Linked DNA regions of Homo sapiens: region 2 is linked to region 1. Evidence: chromatin loops called from intact Hi-C (ENCODE). Cell type or tissue: prostate gland. All regions are shown on one strand. Each heading gives the region's core, and the rest is flanking DNA. Links, peaks and the distances in the headings are about the cores only. Region 1 has its middle 260 kb from the start of PRDM2. Region 2 overlaps PRAMEF20 (PRAME family member 20).

What was found. Peaks named below come from ENCODE experiments on the same cell type or tissue, not always from the same donor. Only the 100,000 strongest peaks of a DNase experiment are listed, where the experiment ranks them.
Region 2: it touches region 1 in a loop (5-fold over the local background); 2 of 110 quality-filtered maps call a loop at or near these places.

What each region holds. Positions count from the first base shown.
Region 1 is chr1:13,955,453-13,964,982 of GRCh38, reverse strand. It overlaps a transcript of KAZN not described here. Among named protein-coding and RNA genes, the nearest start is that of PRDM2, 260 kb to the right of the region's middle. In prostate gland, for the core only: a CTCF peak has its summit at 4,400 (motif pointing right); a DNase peak (open chromatin) is centred at 4,412.
Region 2 is chr1:13,419,585-13,429,070 of GRCh38, reverse strand. PRAMEF20 (PRAME family member 20) reads right to left here. Exons shown (of 4, transcript NM_001099852.2): 4 at 7,743-8,374. The coding sequence ends at 7,813. Among named protein-coding and RNA genes, the nearest start is that of PRAMEF20, 14 kb to the right of the region's middle. In prostate gland, for the core only: a CTCF peak has its summit at 6,318 (motif pointing right); a DNase peak (open chromatin) is centred at 6,350.

The DNA of each region.
Region 1 (9,530 bases), core at 689-8,688:
CCTCCACCTGGCACCCTCTTATCTACACCACTTGCCTCACCAGCTCCCTCATCTGCTTCGAGTCTTTGTCCAACTGTCAGTTTCTCAGGGAGAGCTTTCCCTGCCAGCCTGTTTAATGCTGCGACCTGCACCCTTCTCACTGTGGTAGATTGACTGCAAGAGTGACCACAATTATCACCCCTCACTTTCCATCCCATAGCCACACCTTTTGTGATGTAAACTTTTTACCTCCTTCCTTCAAGAGCTGGCTGGCTTTGACTTGCTTTGGCTGACAGAATGCGGCAAAAGGGATGTCATGCCACCCAGTAGAGGCCTCAAGAAGGCTGGGATACTTGCCTCTCTCAGAACCCTGCTTCTACCACGAAAGCAAGCCTGGGGTGGCCTGCTGGAGCATGAGAGACTACGTTTAAAGAACAGAGTTGTCCTGAGGCCATCCTAGACCAACCGGTAACCACAGACACATGAATGAGCACAGTCCAGGTGAGCCACGACCAGAACTGCCCAGCTGAACCCAGCCTATTGCGGACTCACAGAACTACAGAACTAGGGGCTACATAAGCAGTTGTTGTTTTAAGCCATCAGGTTGTGTGACTATTTGTTACGCAGCAGTAGCTGACTGATTTACCTGCCTGAGTACTGTCAACCAACTTCTACTGCTTTCTTCTTTTTTGTCCACAGCACTTATTACCTTCTAATACACTATAAAATACACTTACTCGTTGTTAAACACCATTGTTTATTTCTATCTCCCCCATCTAGACTATATAGAACTATAGTATCTCCTCCAGGGAAGACATATGTTTTATTCACTGATGCACATAGAATATGCCTAGGATTGTATATGGCATATAGTAGATACTCAGTAAATAATTTTCAAGACAATTTTAAAAAATGGATGAAGAGTGTTAACAACCCCTACCACCACTATTTGAGCACTTGCAAATGGGAGACATTGTGCCAAGCTCTGTGATCAATCAGCCTATTTAACTCTCACAACAGCATTAGGAGGTAGATACTCTTATCCCGTTTTACTGATGACACAGCTAAGACTCAGAGAGGTTAAGTAACCAGATAGCACAGCTGGCAATTGGCAGAAGTAGGATTAAAACACAGGTATGATATCTAACTCCAAAGCCTATTATGACATCCAGTATACTGCCCTGTCATCCACTACCCCTACACACACACACACACACACACACACACACACACACACACACACAGACCACAGCAGAAACATTTAACCCTTTAAAGAACACAGAAGGAGATGAAGGTTTTTTGTTTTTTTGTTTTTTCATGGAGGAGATGATGGCTGAGCTAGGCTTTGATGCATGAATAGAATTTTAAGGGAGATAAGAAGTGGCTGTTACTTACTTAGAAAATTCTATAATTGCCTGGATGATAGACTCATTCATAAAGGAGCCAGAGGAACAATAATTAAAGCAATATCTTCTAACACAAAATGCCCAGTGTATAGAAGATGCTGTCTTCTTAGGTCTGAAGAGGATGTGGTCCATTTGGAATCACTATCCATGTGAGGAACTAAATAAGGACACAGCCAGCAACGTAGCTAGAGGATTTGGATCCAACAAGCACTTCTGCAGTGCCCACTACCGTCCCCAAATGGAGCTGAATGTTCTAGAAAATAAAGGAAAAATAGAAAATAAAAAATTCATACTTTCCCTTAACCTGCCTCCCTTGCTCACTTCCACCTTCTGATGTTTCTAAATCAGGTAGTTTCTCTCTTGAAAGTAGCCCTCAGCCTATTTTAGATGGTCCACAAAATCTCCCATCTCCTTGACTCTCCAGCCCCTCTTTCCCCACTCCCCATCACCACAGACATTAGAGAGATTTTTTAAACACAGGTAGTATAATATCCCTTCCTATCATATCCCTTTATTATCTTGTTGACACCAAGATAAAGTTCCAGCTTCCTATAATGATACACAAGTCCCTACAAACTGGCCCCAATTTGTCTCTTTAGCTTCTCCAAGACTTCTCCGTCACCAGAACACCCCCAAATCCTCCATTCACCATGGCTTCGAGCAAGCTGTCCTGACCACCTAAAACTCTCTTCTCTACTTCTCTACACCTCAGTTTTCTCATCTAGAGCATGGGTAGGATAGGCCAGGTGCAGTGGCTCATGCCTGTAATCCCAGCACTTTGGGAGGCCAAGGCAGGTAGATCACCTGAGGTCAGGAGTTCAAGACCAGCCTGGCCAACACCGTGAAACACTCACTCTACTAAAAATACAAAACTTAGCCAGGCGTGGTGGTGCACTCCTGTAATCCTGGCTACATGGGAGGCTGAGGCAGGAGAATCGCTTGAACCTGGCAGGTGGAGGTTGCAGTGAGCCAAGATCACGCCACTGCACTCCAGCCTGGGTGACAGAGCAAGACTCCATCTCAAAAAGAAAAAAGAAAATGGGTAGCATAAGGCCTATCACCCGGGGTTGTTGGGAAAGTAAACAAGAAATGATGCAAGTGAGAGCCTCTGAGGATGCCTGGCCCCAGAGAGCCCCACATGGTGTCAGGGCACCTGAGTCAGGAGCTCACCTCCTCCACCCCTCCACTGTGTGGACAAAGTTGCTCAGCATTCTGAGAAGGTGTTGCCTTCATCCTCAAGGCCAAAATCAGCCCCACCAGAGATAGGGACAAGGTATTGTTAAGGCCCCTTGTGAGAGTCACCTCCCCCAACTCTCTGGCCTCACCTCCTGCTCCGCCCCGACCCCCCTACTGCACCTGTAGCCACATCTGCCTCCTCACTGTCCCTCAAGTACCCAGCCCAGAGCCCCGGCACAGGCTGTTCCCACAGCTCAGAATGTTCTTCCCAGATATCCACACAGCTCACCTCCCTGCATCCACTTCTCCAAGTGTGAAGCACAACAGGAAAAAGAGGACAAATGTTCGTTCCTGCATGGCCAACGCTCCAGCCAGCAAGAAGCACCTAGGATCTATGCTGAGGTGAGAAGGATGCATAGGAGCTCACGCGGTGAGAAGGATAGAGGAAATGATCCCAGGCAAAGGGAACAGGTGCAAAGGCCCTGAGGGTGCAAGAGGGCAGGGCCACGTTCAAATAGGATCAGAGGGATGGACTGCCAATCAATTCTGACATTCACATTCAATATGACCTTACTGTATTGAAGCATTTCCAAGTGTGCTGGGGACAGAGGATAAAGAGAATTAGACGTGGATCCTGGCTGCTAATTCCTCCCTCCCAACTTTCAGTCCATCCCAGAGAATCTCAAGGTGAGGTCAGGTATGGTCCTTGTCTGAGTCCCTGTGGGCTACTATAACAAAGTAGTAGAAAATTGTTACTTCAATGTCACCCTGAGTGACTGCCTCTAGAATCTTTGACTCTCAAACATGAAAACATCTACTTGTACCACTGTATGTATTAACTTCTGGATAATTGCAGTGGAGAAAGAGACAGAGAGAAAGGGAACAAACCAATTGCACCCCTACAAGGCACCTTGGGCCTTCATTAAATATCATCAAGGCATCCCAGCCCAGCCCAAACAAAATGACTCCCATCCACCACTCCACTCCTGACCCTCTTGCTGTGGCTTTACTTTTCTCTGTGACATTTATGATCACCTGTTTATGGTCTGTCTCTCCTCACTAGAATGCAAACATCATGAGGTCAGGAATTTGTACATGTGCATGTGTGTGTGTATACGTGTGTCTGTCTGTCTGTTCTGGTTTATGGTTTATTCTTTGAGTGCAGTTTATGGTTTATTCTTTGAGTGCAGTAGAAGTCAAGTTCCTTTTGTTCAACACACAGAGACTCCACACACACGCGAACCCCAGGAATGAAATCATTACACTACATTATAAGTTGGAAGAAGAGGGTGGGGGCAGGAGAGGGAAAAGGGAGGTGGGAAAAAGGGGCTCAGCCCCTAATGTAGGGGAGAAGGAATGCAGGAACGTTGTCTCTTTTATTCTTTGCTTTCTTCTCAGCACCTAGAATGTGCCTGGCATACAGTAGATGCTCAATAAATATTTGATCAAATGAATGAATGAGTAACTGTCCCCTTCTCAGCCAGGGACACAGTGCCTGCAAAAGATGTTACCAACTGAACCTGGATGACAGAGCCACACAGCCCCCTGTCCTGAAGCCCCAGGTCCTGAAGCCCCAGGAGAGGGGAGCTGGATGGAGCTGAGGCCAGGGTTTTCCGAAGGCCTGGACAGAACACAGGAGCACAGACTCCCAGTAGCCCCCAGCCACTGACCAAGCCCTGACAGTCCGCCTTTGGAAACTTATCCTTCCTCGTGTCCTGGGAGACACTAGCCCAAGTAGGACCCGAATGAGGCCTTAGCAAATACAAGCCGATTTGGGAAATCATCCTGAGGTTTGGTCTCCCGGCGTCAATGTGATGCATTCATGCCATTCATGCTTTGACCACCAGAGGTCACTGTGGCTGCACGTAGCGTTCCAAGATGGCCCTGGTTAGGTGTGAGTTTGTGGTTCTGATTTCACCTTCATCTCTGTGGCCCGGCAAGTGGGAAAACGGCACCTTCCAAGGACAACTCTGGGACTAGTGCTGGCATTACTAGAACGTACATGACTTAAGGTATGTCCTTATAAAAGCCATAGATACAATCAAACGATCGGCTCTAAAGTTGGGCTGTCCGGGTTAGAATCCCAGTTCTGCCTGCCTGTGTGATGTTGGGCGAAGCTCTCTGCCTCAGTTTCCCCTTCTACAAAATGGGATAATGATAGTGCCGTCCTTGTAGGGATTTTGTGAGGACTAAATGAGTAATGCACACAGAACTTTTAAAACAATGCTTGGCATATACTCAAGAATTGTAGAAGTGAATTATTTATTATTGCTTTTCCTCCATATGGCTAAACATGATTTTTAATGATAAATTCTGTGATTATTTTATTAATGGCTTTTTCCCCATTAGACTGTACCCTTTGTGAAGGCGGGGGTGGGGTTTACATGTTTTTTGGACTTTTTATTATGAAAAACTTCAAATACACATGAAAATAGAAGGAATAGTCTGTATCCGTTTCTATTCATCATTGCCTCCTTCCCCAGCTCCAAATGCAGTGCCCACTGCATTATAGTCCTTCGACAATGAATGGCCATTTATTAGGTGCTATTTATAAGCCACGGAGGGTGTTGGGCAGCAAATCTAAAGAGAGTGAATCAGACCCAGGCCCTGTGCACAAGGAGCTCACAATCTAATGAGAAAGGCTGCCTTAATTTGGTAATTTCCCAGGGTGGAGGTAAATAAATTGAGGGTATGATGTGGACATCTCACCTGGTCAGGTGAGGTTTCCTGAAAGAAGCATCTGTGATCTATAATGAGAACTGAAGGATGCATAGGCGCTCATGTGGTGAGAAGGATGGGGAAATGATCCCATGCAAAGGGAACAAGTGCAAAGGCCCTGAGGGTGCGAGAGGGCAGGGCCATGTTCCAATAGGATCAGAGGGATGGACTGCCAATCAATTCTGACATTCACATTCAATGTGACCTTACTCTATTGAAGCATTTCTAAGTGTGCTGGGGACTGAGGATAAAGAGAATTAGATGTGGATCCTGGCTGCTAATTCCTCCCTGCCAACTTACAGTCCATCCCAGAGCATCTCAAGGTGAGGTCGGGTATGGTCCTTGTCTGAGTTCCTGTGAGCTACTGCAATAGAGATTCTGTACACTGGGTGGCTTATAAACAACAGCTCTGGAGGCTGGGAAGTCTAAGATCAAGGTGGTGGCAGATTTGGTTTTGGTGAGGACCATCTTCTGACTCACAGAAGTGTTTCTCGGCTACATCCTCACCTGGTAGAAAGCGCTAGCTAGCTCTCTGGGGTCTCTTCTGTAAGGGCACTAATTCCTGATCACCTCCCAGGGGCTTCTAGAGGGATCACTTGGGAGACACCTGCAATCACCTGGACATGGTGGAATCAGGGGTTGAGATTCATGATGGTGGGAGTGAAAATGGAAAGCAAGACTGTGGGTGGGCCTAGACCACAGGCATGATCAACAGGGCAGATGCTAACCAGGATGGGTGGGATGGATGTTCACACCTGGCTTTTCTTAGCTGCGGTCAGACCTCACCAATCTAGTAGAGCCTATAATTCTTACCAAGGACCTGAGCAGCCTAGCTCCTGCATTTCTCATCTCTGCCTCCAATTCACTTCCACTCCCGCCTTGGCTCCAGCCACATTGGTCTCCTCTCTGTTCTGAAATCTACCATGCCCTTTGGCTCTTCCAGGTCTGCCTCCCATAGATGTATCTATCTGCCCACAGGGCCTCGTCACCACCAGTTCTCCCAGGCTGGATGATTCCTACCTAACCCCCTAGTCTCTGCTTAAATATGACCCCAGAGAAGCCTTCCCTGATCTGCCCTTCAAATTAGTTTCTCTCCCAATATGTTAATTTTTAATTTTTTTTTTTTTTTTGAGATGGAGTCTGGCTCTGTCGCCCAGGCTGGAGTGCAGTGGCGCAATCTCGGCTCATGGCAAGCTCTGCCTCCCGGGTTCATGCCATTCTCCTGCCTCAGCCTCCCGAATAGCTGGGACTACAGGTGCCCGCCACTATGCCCGGCTAATTTTTTTTTTGTATTTTTAGTAGAGACGGGGTTTCACCGTGTTAGCCAGGATGGTCTCTATCCTCTGACCTCGTGATCCGCCCGCCTCGGCCTCCCAAAGTGCTGGGATTACAGGCGTGAGCCACCGCACCCAGCCAATTTTTAATTTTTAGTGAAGTGGAATTAAGGAAAAGTATAAGGCTAAATTTTTTAAAAATTAGCAATTGAATATCTACGTGTGCATAATTACAATAACTTCTGTCTTCCCCATTCCACTATAAGCTCTGGGTGCACACACATCATGGTTTTGGTGTTCCCTGTTGTGTACCTAATGCCTGAGCAATGCCCAGCACATGGTAAATGCTTAATAAATATATGAATGAACGAATGAGGTGAATATTCATGCACATGCCTATTCAATAACCTGAATTACTATCACATTCCCATCCTTGAATGTCCAGCACTGAACGTCCCTGTTCCGTTTCCTGTTCCCTGGATGTCATCATCATACTTCTACTGGTAGTAGCCACCCCTGTCCTATTAGAAACAAAGTGCTGTGGTTTGGATGTTTGTCCCTTCCAAGTCTCATACTGAAATTTGGTCTCCAAATTTGAGATGGGGCCTAATGAGAGGTGTTTGGGTCATGGAGTGGATCTTTCATGAATAGATTAACGCCATCCCCCAGAGCGTGAGTTCTCACTGTCTCACTCACTGGTTCCAGTGAGAGTTTATTCTTAAAAAGTGCCTCACATCTCACCCATCCCCACCTTGCTTTCTCTCTCACCCGGCGATCTCTGCACACCTGGCTTCCCTTTGCCTTCTGCCATGAGTAGAAGCAGCCTGAGGCCCTCACCAGATGCAGATGCCCAATCCTGAACTTTCTAACCATCAGAATTTGGGAGTCAAATAATTTTTTTCTATGCAAATTACCCAGCCTCACATATTCCCTTATAGCAACACTAAATGGACTAAAACACAGGGGTACCCAACCCAAACCCATCCCCAAGTCACTCCATGTCTGATTAACCTTTTACTGTCTGAAGGGCACTCATTACTGTCAAATTATCTTAGTTTAGCTTGCTTAGCTGTTTCCTGTCTCCCTGTCCCAGAAGAGCAGGGATCTGGATTGTCTCTCTCACTGCCCATATCCAGGGGCACTGGCCTTAGAGTCTGCATATATCATTTTATTTTGCATTTCCACACATTACGAGTGAGGGGACAGAAGTCTGGGGAGGCCACCTGACTCCTAGGTCAGGCTAGTCATTGGCCAAGTAGCAATGATCCGAGTCTCTTACTCCCTGATTCATAACCTTCTCCGGGATCCTGGCAGGTCACAAGGCTCCAACACAAGGCAGGATTTCTTCTTCTACCCCAACTGCTGGAGCTTCCCTACAAGGCTCAGAGTAAATGCAAGATCATCTCATAAAGAAGACTCACAATGGTCTCCCCAGCCTCATCATGCCCTCAGCTACCCACCAACATACAGACAAAATTAATACAATTCATACAATTAGACTCCTGACCTGGGATGCCATAGCTTCACTTAGTAACCAACAACTCTCATGTCCTTGGAAACATTCCTCCCTTCCTTGGGTCTTTATTTACTCATCTATCTAAAAAACAAAACACAGGTGAGCAGCTCCCTCAATCTCTTCCCACATCTTCTCTATACATCCTTCAAGTCCACGGTTTTTGTTTTTTAATCTGAAAGTAATAATTTTTTCCCAACAACAAAATAGTGGGTGCATATCATGCTCCAAGCATATGCACAATCACATTATGAGTGCAGACTTCCTGCGAGAGCCAAAGCAATTACCATACCATTAGGTGGGCCATGCTTGGAGTACACAAACTTAGTCACGAGATTCCTGGAGGGATGCCCAGAAAGAAAAGAATAATCGTATGCATGTCAGAATACTTCCTAAGAAATATTTCTCCTAAAAGTTCCTTTTGAAACATGAGCTGGCAGGGAATTGGAGGACAGTTTTGTCATTGGTCAGGAACAGGCAGGAATTAAAGATAGAGACAAAGGGACATGTCTCTGGATGCAAAAATGTAAACAGTAAGCCCACCGAGAGACTTGGGGCTGGAACTGGCCAAGCTGACATTTTTATAAATGATCAAAAAAAAAAAAAGAAAAAAAAGAAAAGAAATGATGTAGTAACATCTACAGACATCCCTAAAAATTATTGCAGGTTGACATTCCAAGTAAGGAAGACTCAACTTGAAGACTGTACACATTAGTGACAATGACAAAGAGGGAATGCCAGCAAGGGAATGTAATAATGATTTAGAGAAAATTAATACAAAACAACATTATCTCAGTTAATAAAAAATGGGAACTGAGTTTCCGGTTCTAATTGGGATTAATTAATGCACCCATCACTCATTCATCCAGCAGCCTTTACAGAATCCTCACTACAGGTCCTACGAGGTGCTGGGATGATGGGCGCTCATGATGAGCAGACACCAGTGATGAGTCCAATAGAAGGACGTTTCTTAGAATGACTGGCGTGACTCTACAATCATGGGCCGCAGGCTGTAACCCTCTGGAGAAGATGGCCCACCCCAGAGGAGGGGTACTAAGAAGTCCCAAGGACTTTCCTCAGTGCCTCTTCTTTCATTTATCCCTAAAGGTTGGAGTTAGGAAGGTCATGTTCACATAGTAGGAATGTACTGTCTTTTAAGAGAAAATGTTAGTTATATTAAGATCTAATAGTAGAGAATTTTTAATGAGCCCCAAAAGGGTAGAAAATTTTTAAGAAAAGCAAGCTGGCTTTAAGGCTCACACACCTGTGGTTTGTCCAGTTGTCCTCTCCTTCCCAGATTCCTGAGGTGGAGAACATCTTTGTGAAGAGTTTGGGCCATAATCCCAAAAGACACCACCCCAAATGCCATCATCCCCAATGTTGAATTCCTGAAAGACCAAAATCCCTAAAGTCTAAAATCCCAAAAATCACAATCCCAAAAGACCAAAATCCCAAAAATATACT
Region 2 (9,486 bases), core at 1,487-9,486, 540 kb after region 1:
GAAGATTGTGCCGGGCGTGGTGGCTCACGCCTGTAATCCCAGCACTTTGGGAGGCCGAGGAGGGTGGATTACAAGGTCAGGAGATCGAGACCCTCCTGGCTAACACGGTGAAACCCCGTCTCTACTAAAAATGCAAAAAATTTGCCAGGTGTGGTGGCGGGTGCCTGTGTCCCAGCTACTTGGGAGGCTGAGGCAGGAGAATGGCTTGAACCTGGGAGGTGGAGCTTGCAGTGAGCCAAGATCGCACCACTGCACTCCAGCCTGGGTGACAGAGCGAGACTCCATCTCAAAACAAAAACAAAAACAAAAACAAAATGAAGATTGCAACTAGAGTGGTGAGGAAGTGAACTAAAGTAATGTCTGCGAAGGGCAGGAAAAACGTCATGCAGGGAGTCATTATGAGCCCAGTAATCTAGGGGCATAGATTTTAATACCCACATAGGGGAGGGACAGGAAAATAGGCCAGAGCCTACAAAGGATGGAGAACTGGAATTAATACCACTACATAAAGCCGGAACGTTGCTTTCTCACCCTAAGTGAAAGGCTAGATTCTCCAGGTCCACCCGTCAGCGCAGGGATGGTTCTGAGTGGGAGAAAATGTTTCCCCTTGTAAATCCCATCCTCCAGCCTGTTTTTTTTGGGTGGGTTTGAGTGCAGTGGCTTGATCTTGGCTCACTGCAACCCCTGCCTCCCAGGTTCAAGCGATTCTCCTGCCTCAGCCTCCCCAGTAGCTGGGACTAAAGGCACGTGCCACCACACCCGGCTAATTTTTTATTTTTAGTAGAGATGGACTTTCACCATGTTGGCCAGGCTGGTCTCAAACTCCTGACCTCAAATGATCTGCCTCCCAAAGTGCTGGGATTACAGGCGTGAGCCACCACGGCCGGCCAAAAGGCGTAGTCGTAAAGGAAATTGACAATTGCCGTCAGTGTTTATTACTGCAGGGAGGCATAAACTCCAGCTTATGGAAATCACAGGTATGTGGGTTCTTTTTCTTTTCTTTTTTTTTTTTTCATATTTAGGTAAAAAAGCCTCAGGTGTCTGACCTGCTTGGAGAGAAATTGAAAAATTATTGGCTATGTTGGTTGAGCAGATCTTGGAGCCAAAACCATCTCTGCTGTGAGAGACCCAAGATCCAACATGAAAATGGGATCTGTAGAAACGGGGTTTTACTATGTTGGCTAGGCTGGTCTCGAACTCCTGCCTTCGTGATCCGCCTGCCTCAGCCTCCCAAAGTGCAGGGATTACAGGCGTGAGCCACTATGCCCAGCCGGGATCTCTGATTTCTTTCTTTATTCTTTCTTTCTTTCTTTTTTTTTTTTCTTTTAAGATGGAGTCTTGCTCTGTCACCAGGCTGGAGTGCAGTGGTGCAATCTCGGCTCATTGCAACCTCTGCCTCCTGGGTTCAAGTGGTTCTCCTGCCTCAGCCTCCCGATTAGCTGGGATTACAGGCACCCACCTCCATGCCTGGCTAATTTTTTTTTGTATTTTTAGTAGAGACAGGGTTTCACCATGTTGGCCAGGATGGTCTCTATCTCCTGACCTCATGATCCGCCCGCCTTGGCCTCCCAAATTGCTGAGATTACAGGTGTGAGCCACCTCACCTGGATCTCTAATTTCTAAAGAGCTGAGTACTCCACCTTCTGGTAGACCTGCCTTTTTCATGCATAAGCTTTCTGGCCCTGGAAGCTAAAAATACTTACAATAGTGGGGGAAAAAAAAAAACTCACCAAAGATAATTTAGGGCTGGGCGTGGTGGCACACACCTGTAATCATAGCTACTAAGGAGGTTGAGACAGGAGAATTGCTTGAACCTAGAAGATGGAGATTACAGTGAGCTGAGATCGCGCCACTGTACTCCAGCCTGGGTGACAGAGCGAGACTCTGTCTCAAAAAAACCACAAAAACAAAACAAACAAACAAACAAAACAAAAGAAATGTATAGCAAGTTGCGACCGGGTGCAATGACTCACGCCTGTAATCCCAGCACTTTGGGAGGCTGAGGTGGGCGGATCCCAAGGTCAAGAGATCAAAACCATCCTGGTCAGCATGGTGAAACCCCATCTCTACTAAAAATACAAAAACTAGCTGGGCATGGTGGCACACGCCTGTAGTCTCAGCTGCTTGGGAGGCTGAGGCAGGAGAATCGCTTTAACCCGAGAGGCGGAGGTTGCAGTGAGCCGAGATCACGTCACTGTACTCCAGCCTGGTGACAGAGCAAGACTGTCCCCCACCCCCAAAAGAAAAGAAAAGAAATGTATAGCAAGTCACAGAAGAGTCTGGAAGATAGCACACTAGCACACACACTATGGAGAGAAGTCTGGGATAAGGAAATTAGAGGAGACATTTGCTCTGTGTTTTTAGGATGTTTTGCATTGAGAATTCTGTCCAAAGGGAGGAAAAAAAGAATGAGAAACAAATGAAGCTCACCCACATGTGCCTCTGTGTACCTCTTACTATGCTGGACTTTCTTATCTTTTTTTTTTTTTTTTTGATATGGAGTCTCACTCTGTTACCCAGGCTAGAGTTCATTGGTGCGATCTTGGATCACTGCAACCTTCGCCTCCCAGGTTCAAGCAATGCTCCTCCCTCAGCCTCCCCAGTAGCTGGAACTACAGGTATATGCCACCACGCCCAGCTAATTTTGCATTTTTAATAGAGACAGGGTTTCACCATGTTAGTCAGGCTGGTCTTGAACTCCTGACCTCAAGGGATCCGCACACCTCGGCCTCCCAAAGTGCTGAGATTACAGATGTGAGCTACCGCGCCCAGCCAGTTGCTGGACTTTCATGATACACATGGAGTGGCCACAGTGTCACAAGGGCTATTTTTTTCACAATCCAATTTATTTGTTGGATAATGTTGATGTACCCAAGTTAGCAATTTTTTTTTTTTTTTTTTGAGATGGAGTTTCACTCTTGTTGCCCAGGCTGGAGTGCAATGGTGTGATCTCAGCTCACTGCAATCTCCGCCTCCCAGGTTCAAGCGATTCTCCTGCCTCAGCCTCCCGAGTAGCTGGGTTACAGGCATAAGCGACCATGCCCAGCTAATTTTGTCATTTTTTTTTTAGTAGAGACAGGGTTTCTCCACGTTGGTCAGGCTGGTCTCGAACTCTTGACCTCAGGTGATCCGCCTGCCTCTGCTTCCCAAAGTGCTAGGATTACAGGCATGAGTCACAGCGCCCGGCCAATGGCAAAACATTTTCATGCATCCCGTGGTCAACAGCATTTGCTACCAAGCGCCAGGTTCCATGCTCAGCAGTGGGACCACAGGATAATGGAGACAAAGTCCCTGACCTTTAGCAGCAATATCTAACAAGTGAGATTTTCAAGAAAGAAAAAATCCTTAGGCTGGGCATGGTGGCTCATGCCTGTAATCCCACCACTTTGGGAAGCTGAGGCGGGCGGATCACCTGTGGTCAGTTCGAGACCAGCCTGGCCAACATGGTGAAACCTCATCTCTACCAAAAATATAAAAATTAGCTGTGCCTGGCAGTGCGTGCCTGCAATCCCAGCTACTCCGGAGGCTGAGGCAGGAGAATCACTTGAACCTGGGAGGTGGAGGTTGCGGTGAGCTGAGATCACGCCACTGCACTCCAGCCTGGGTGACAGTGAGACTCCGTCTCAAAAAAAAAAAAAAAAAAAAGAAAAAGAAAAAAGAAAAAATCCTTGTAAAACATACCGTACCCATACAATTCAGTAATCATGCTCCTGGGTATTTAACAAAATGAGTACACTCACACCTGGATGTTTATAGCAGCTTTATTCTTAATTGCCAAAACTTGGAAGCAAGCAAGATGCCATTCAGTAGGTGACTGGATAAACAAACTGTGATCCATCCGGTCAGTGAACTATTATGAAGCCATAAAAAGACATGAAATATTCCTGGCTGGGTGCAGTGGTTCACACCTGTAATCCCAGCACTTTGGTAGGCTGAGGTGAGTGGATCATGAGGTCAGGAGTTCAAGACCAGCGTGGTCAAGATGGTGAAACCCCGTCTCTACTAAAAATACAAAAATTAGCCGGGGATGGTGGTGGGTGCCTGTAATCCTAGCTACTCGGGAGGCTGAGGCAGAGAATTGCTTGAATCCAGGAGGTGGAGATTGGAGTGACCCAAGATCGCACCACTGCACTCCAGCCTGAGCAACAGAACGAGACTCCGTCTCAAAAAAAAAAAAAAAAAAAAAAAAAAAAGTAAAGAAAGATTCCTAAATGCATGATGTTATTGTACAAGTGAAAGAAGGCAATGTGAAAAGACTCATCCTGTTACACATTCTGGAAAAGGCTTTTGCCTTTTTCTATGGAGAGAGTAGAAAGCCCAGTGGTTGCCAGGGGGTGAGAATACAATGGGATGAGTGGGAAGAGGACAGAGGACTTTAGGGAAAGAAAACTACTCTGCATGATGTTCTAATGGTGGATATCTGTCATTATCCCTTTATTAAAATCCATAGCATATACAAAACCAGCAGTGATCCTGCATGTAAACTATGGACATTGGGTGATGATGATGTGTCCATGTGGCTCATTGATTGTGACGAATGCTCTGTGCTGGTGTGGGTGTTGATCCCGTAGGGGTGCTGTGTGTTGAAGGAGGAAGGGGGTAGATGAGAACTCTGCACTTTCTGTTTAGTTTTTCTGTGAACCTAAAACTTCTATTAAAAAAAAAAAAAATAGGCTGGGTGTGCTGGCTCATGCCTGAAATCCCAGCACTTTAGGAGGCCGAGACAGGTGGATCACTTGAGATCAGGAGTTTGAGATCAGCCTGGCTAACATGGTGAAACCCCGTCTCTACTAAAAATACAAAAAATTAGCCGGGCATTGTGGTGGGCACCTGTAGTCCCAGCGACTCTGGAGGCTGAGGCAGGAGAATTGCTTGAACCTGGTAGGCAGAAGTTGCAGTGAGCAGAGATCGCACCATTGCCTCCAGCCTGGGCAACAAGAGTGAAACTCCATCTCAAAAAAAAAATAAATAAAATAAAATAAATAAAAATATAAATAAATAATAATAGGCCGGGCATGGTGGCTCACACCTGTAGTCCTAGCACTTTGGGAGGCCGAGGCAGGTGGATCACCTGAGGTCCGGGGTCCGAGACCAGCCTGGCCAACTTGGCAAAGCCCTGTCTCTACTAAAAATAAAAATAACAATAATAATACAAAACTTAGCCAGGCGTGGTGGCTCATGCCTGTAATCCCAACTACTTGGGAGGCTGAGGCAGTAGAATCGCTTGAACCCTGGAGGCGGAGGTTGCAGTGAGCCGAGATCGTGCCACTGTGCTCCAGCCTGGGCGACAGAGTGAAACTCGTTCTCAAAAATAAATAAATAAACAAACTGAAGCCTGGGCACAGTGGCTCACACCTGTAATCCCAGCACTTTGGGAGGCACAGGCAGGTGGATCGCTTGAGCCCAGAAGTTCAAGACCGGCCTGGGCAACATGGTGAAACCTGGTCTCTACTAAAAATACAAAAATAAGCCAGGCATGATGGTTCATGCCTGTTGTTCCAGCTACCAGGTGGGCTGAGACAGGAAGATCACGTGAGCCTTGGGAGGTTGAGGCTGCAGTGAGCCGTGATCATGCCACTGCACTCCAGCCTGGACGAGAGTGAGACCTGGTCTCAAAATAAAATAAAATAAAATAAACTCAATACTTAAAAAAACCTGTAATGCTTCCTTCCAATGCTAAAATTGTACTATTCTAAGTATATTTAAAGAACAAGCGATTCTTGTTCAGTGTTTTTAAAATTAGTTTTAAAAATCTCATTCTTTTTGAAAATCCAAACTAAGTTAACCATTCTTTCATTCTTTTTTTTTTTTTTTTGAGACGGAGTCTCGCTCTTGTTGCCCAGGCTGTAGTGCAATGGCGCGATCTCAGCTCACCGCAACCTCCGCCTCCCGGGTTCAAGTGATTCTCCTGCCTCAGCCGCCTTACAGACATGCACCACCACGCCCGGCTAATTTTGTATTTTTTAGTAGAGACAGGGTTTCCCCATGTTGCCAGGCTAGTCTCGAACTCCTGACCTCAGTTGATCCGCCTGCCTCGGCCTCCCAAAGTGCTGGGATTTCAGGCATGAGCCACTGCGCCCGGCCTGTTTTTTTTTTCCTGAGACGGAGTCTTGCTCTGTTGCCACTGCTCCCAGCTGTTAACCATTCTTAAAATATCACACTGCATTCTTTAAAAGTTCTATATCTTTAATATACATAAATGACAACACAAATATTTGTACTCAAATAGTATTTACATAATAGTAAAATTTTTAATATACCATAAAATATAATCCTTGCAACACTAAATTACACCATCTGGTCTCATCTACCAGCAGATGGCAGTCGAGACCCATGGACTGGAAATTTTGATTTTATAATCACTGGAAATGAATCCAGTCCTGCACTGCCCAGCCCGTCCCCTGCTGGCTCCTGGGGCTCTGCTGTTTGGGGGAATCATGATGAAATTGTGGCGGCGTGTAGAAGCTGAGCCCCATTGCATGTCCTGGGTTCTTGTTGCCTCCCTGTTACCAGGAAATGGAGGTGAGATTAAAAGATGAAAAATGCGGCTGGGCGCGGTGGCTCACGCCTGTAATCCCAGCACTTTGGGATGCCGAGCAGGGAGGATCACGAGGTCAGGAGATCGAGACCATCCTGGCCAACATGGTGAAACCCCGTCTCTACTAAAAATACAAATATTAGCGGGGCGTGGTGGCGCGCGCCTGTAGTCCTAGCTGCTCGGGAGCACGAGGCAGGAGAATCGCTTGAACCCGAGAGGCGGAGGTTGCAGTGAGCCAAGATTGCACCACTGCACTCCAGCCTGGTGAAGAGCAAGGCTTTGTCTTAAAAAAAAAAAAAAAAAGAAAGAAAGATGAAAAATGCTGGGACTTCTGCTGAGAAGAGAGAAAAGAACAAGGTGTATTGATCTTACTTATGCCAGGCCCCATGCCAAGCCCTAAACATGGACCATCTTATCGGATCCTACAAGGGTCCCATAAGCTGTTGGACACTACCATCCTGATTTTACAGGGAAACTGAGGCTCTTGGCTAAGATCCCTGGCAGCAACACCAGCCCCTGAATCCTCAGCAGGATCCTTCACTTAGGTGCCCTTTAAGTAGGTTTCTTCAACACAGGGAAGGTCACTCATCACCCACAGGCACTTGATCGTTATCCACCCTTTGATGATGTGAGATTCCAAAACACTCTGCACTAGTCTCTTCCTTGATAGAGAGAGAGGGTAGGTGTTATGAGAAAATCTCTCATCAATCTGAGCTAGCTCCCCAAAAAGATGTAACTTTTTTTTTCTTGAGACAGATTGTTTTTATTTACTTTTTTGAGACAGATTCTCGCTCTGTCGTCAGACTGGAGTGCAGTGGCATGATCTCGGCTCACTGCACCCTCTGCCTCCCGGGTTCAAGCGATTCTCCTGCCTCAGCCTCCTGAGTGGCTGGGACTACGGGCATGCGCCACCACGCCCAGCTAATTTTTGTATTTTTAATAGAGACGGGGTTTCACCATGTTGGCCAGGATGGTCTCGATCTCTTGACCTCGTGAGCCACCCCCCCGCCTCAGCCTCCTGAAGTGCTAAGATTACAGGTGTGAGCCACCGTGCACAGCCTAGATGTAACTTTTAAAATGTGGGATTGAAATATTTAAAAAGTGTTATGGCGGGTGCGTCTGAGGCAGGAGAAGCGCTTGCACTCAGGAGGCAGAGGTTGCAATGAGTCAGGATTGTGCCACTGAACTCCAGCCTGGGCGCAAAAAGACCTAGGTTTTAGTTTTCAAGTGTTCAGAAAAAAGAGTTTGATATATCCACCCAAATAGGCAGGCATTCAACAGCAACACCGATCTACCTCCAGGTCGTAAAGTGACCTGTTGCCACACTGAGGGCAGTAGTCGGTACAGAACAAGATCCTCTCGGGCTCCCTTAAGGCCCTCACTCTCCCCATCAGCTCAGCCCCAAGTTGGGCAAATCTGCTCCGGCAGACGATACCACGAACATCATAACTCTCCCGCGGGGCAGGATACAGCTCCAGGCATAAGTTGTTGAGTCTGATTGTGTGGCACAGCAGGTTCTCCAGGGTGGCCGTGGAGATGGGATTTCCACGGAAGCTGAAGGTGGTGAGCTCAAAGCAGCGGCTCAGGGCAGGCAGGATGGCGTTGACTTGGGAGTCTACGATGCCACAGTCATCTAAGTCCAGGTACTCAAGGGTGGCTGCAACTTTTTCTAGGAGAACTTGGAGCGGCACAAGGCTGAAATTGGCCAGTCTGGTGCCACTCAGGTCCAGGGTCTTTAGTTGACCAATGCTCGGGTACTTGGACAGATGCTTCAAGTCTGATTCCAAAAGCACACAGTTAGTTATTGCGAGGATGTTTAACGAGGTCTTTAGACAGCTGGGGAGAGAGAGCAGGAAGTTAGTTCTGGGGAATCGTAGGGGTGAGTGGAGGGTGGTAGGGAATGACTTCAAAGTGATGGATGGAGACCATTTTGCCCAAGCCCAGGGTCATTCTGATTGTCTGATAGTCAACACTTAGGATGCTGCGTGATGAAGAGCTTTGCCACTGAGGTCAATTCCATTTTAGGCCTGGCGCAGTAACTCACACCTGTAATCCCAGAACTTTGGGAAGCTGAGACGGGCAGATCACTGGAGGTCAGGAGTTTGAGACCAGCCTGGCCAACATGGCAAAACCCTGTCTACTAAAAATGCAAAAATTAGCTGGGCATGGTGGTGGGCGCCTGTAATTCCAGCTACTTGGGAGGCTGAGGCAGGAGAACCGCTTGAACCCAGGAGATGGAAGTTGCAGTGAGCAGAGATCGTGCCACTGCACTCCAGCCTGGGTGACAGAGCGAGACTCTGTCTCAAAAGAAAGAGAAATAAAAAACCCATTTCAGGCTGAGTCTTTTCCCTATCATTTATAGGAATGGATCCAGTTCACAGAATCCCTAAAGCTCCCTTTCCTCATCTGTCAGGCAGAAAACCACATCTCTGGGCCACATGAGACCATTGGGGATGCAGGCATAAAGGACAAACCCAGGCAGGATCCTGCAACATCAGCTGGGGTGGGCAGGCTGCAGGCGTCCCTGACACGCCTGTATCATCAGCAAACCATCTATCACTTTCACCATTCTTTGTGCCTGGTCCCTGACCCTCTGTTTCAGAATCATACATTTCTCAGGTAATTAATTTACCTGGAGCTCAAAACAACCCATTATGACAGGGAATTAGACATGGGATCATTCATGTTCACCAAGCTGTGGGGCACAGAGCTCATAATCTGACATGTGCAGGTTTGCTGAGCATTCCCCTCTTCAGTGCCCACTTCACTTCCCTACTTCCCATCATCTTGTTAAAAATTATCTTGTTTTGGCCGGGTGCGGTGGCTCACACCTGTAATCCCAGCATTTTGGGAGGCCGAGGCGGGCGGATCACAAGGTCAGGAGATCGAGACCATCCTGGCTAACATGGTGAAACCCCATCTGTACTAAAAAATACAACAAAAATTAG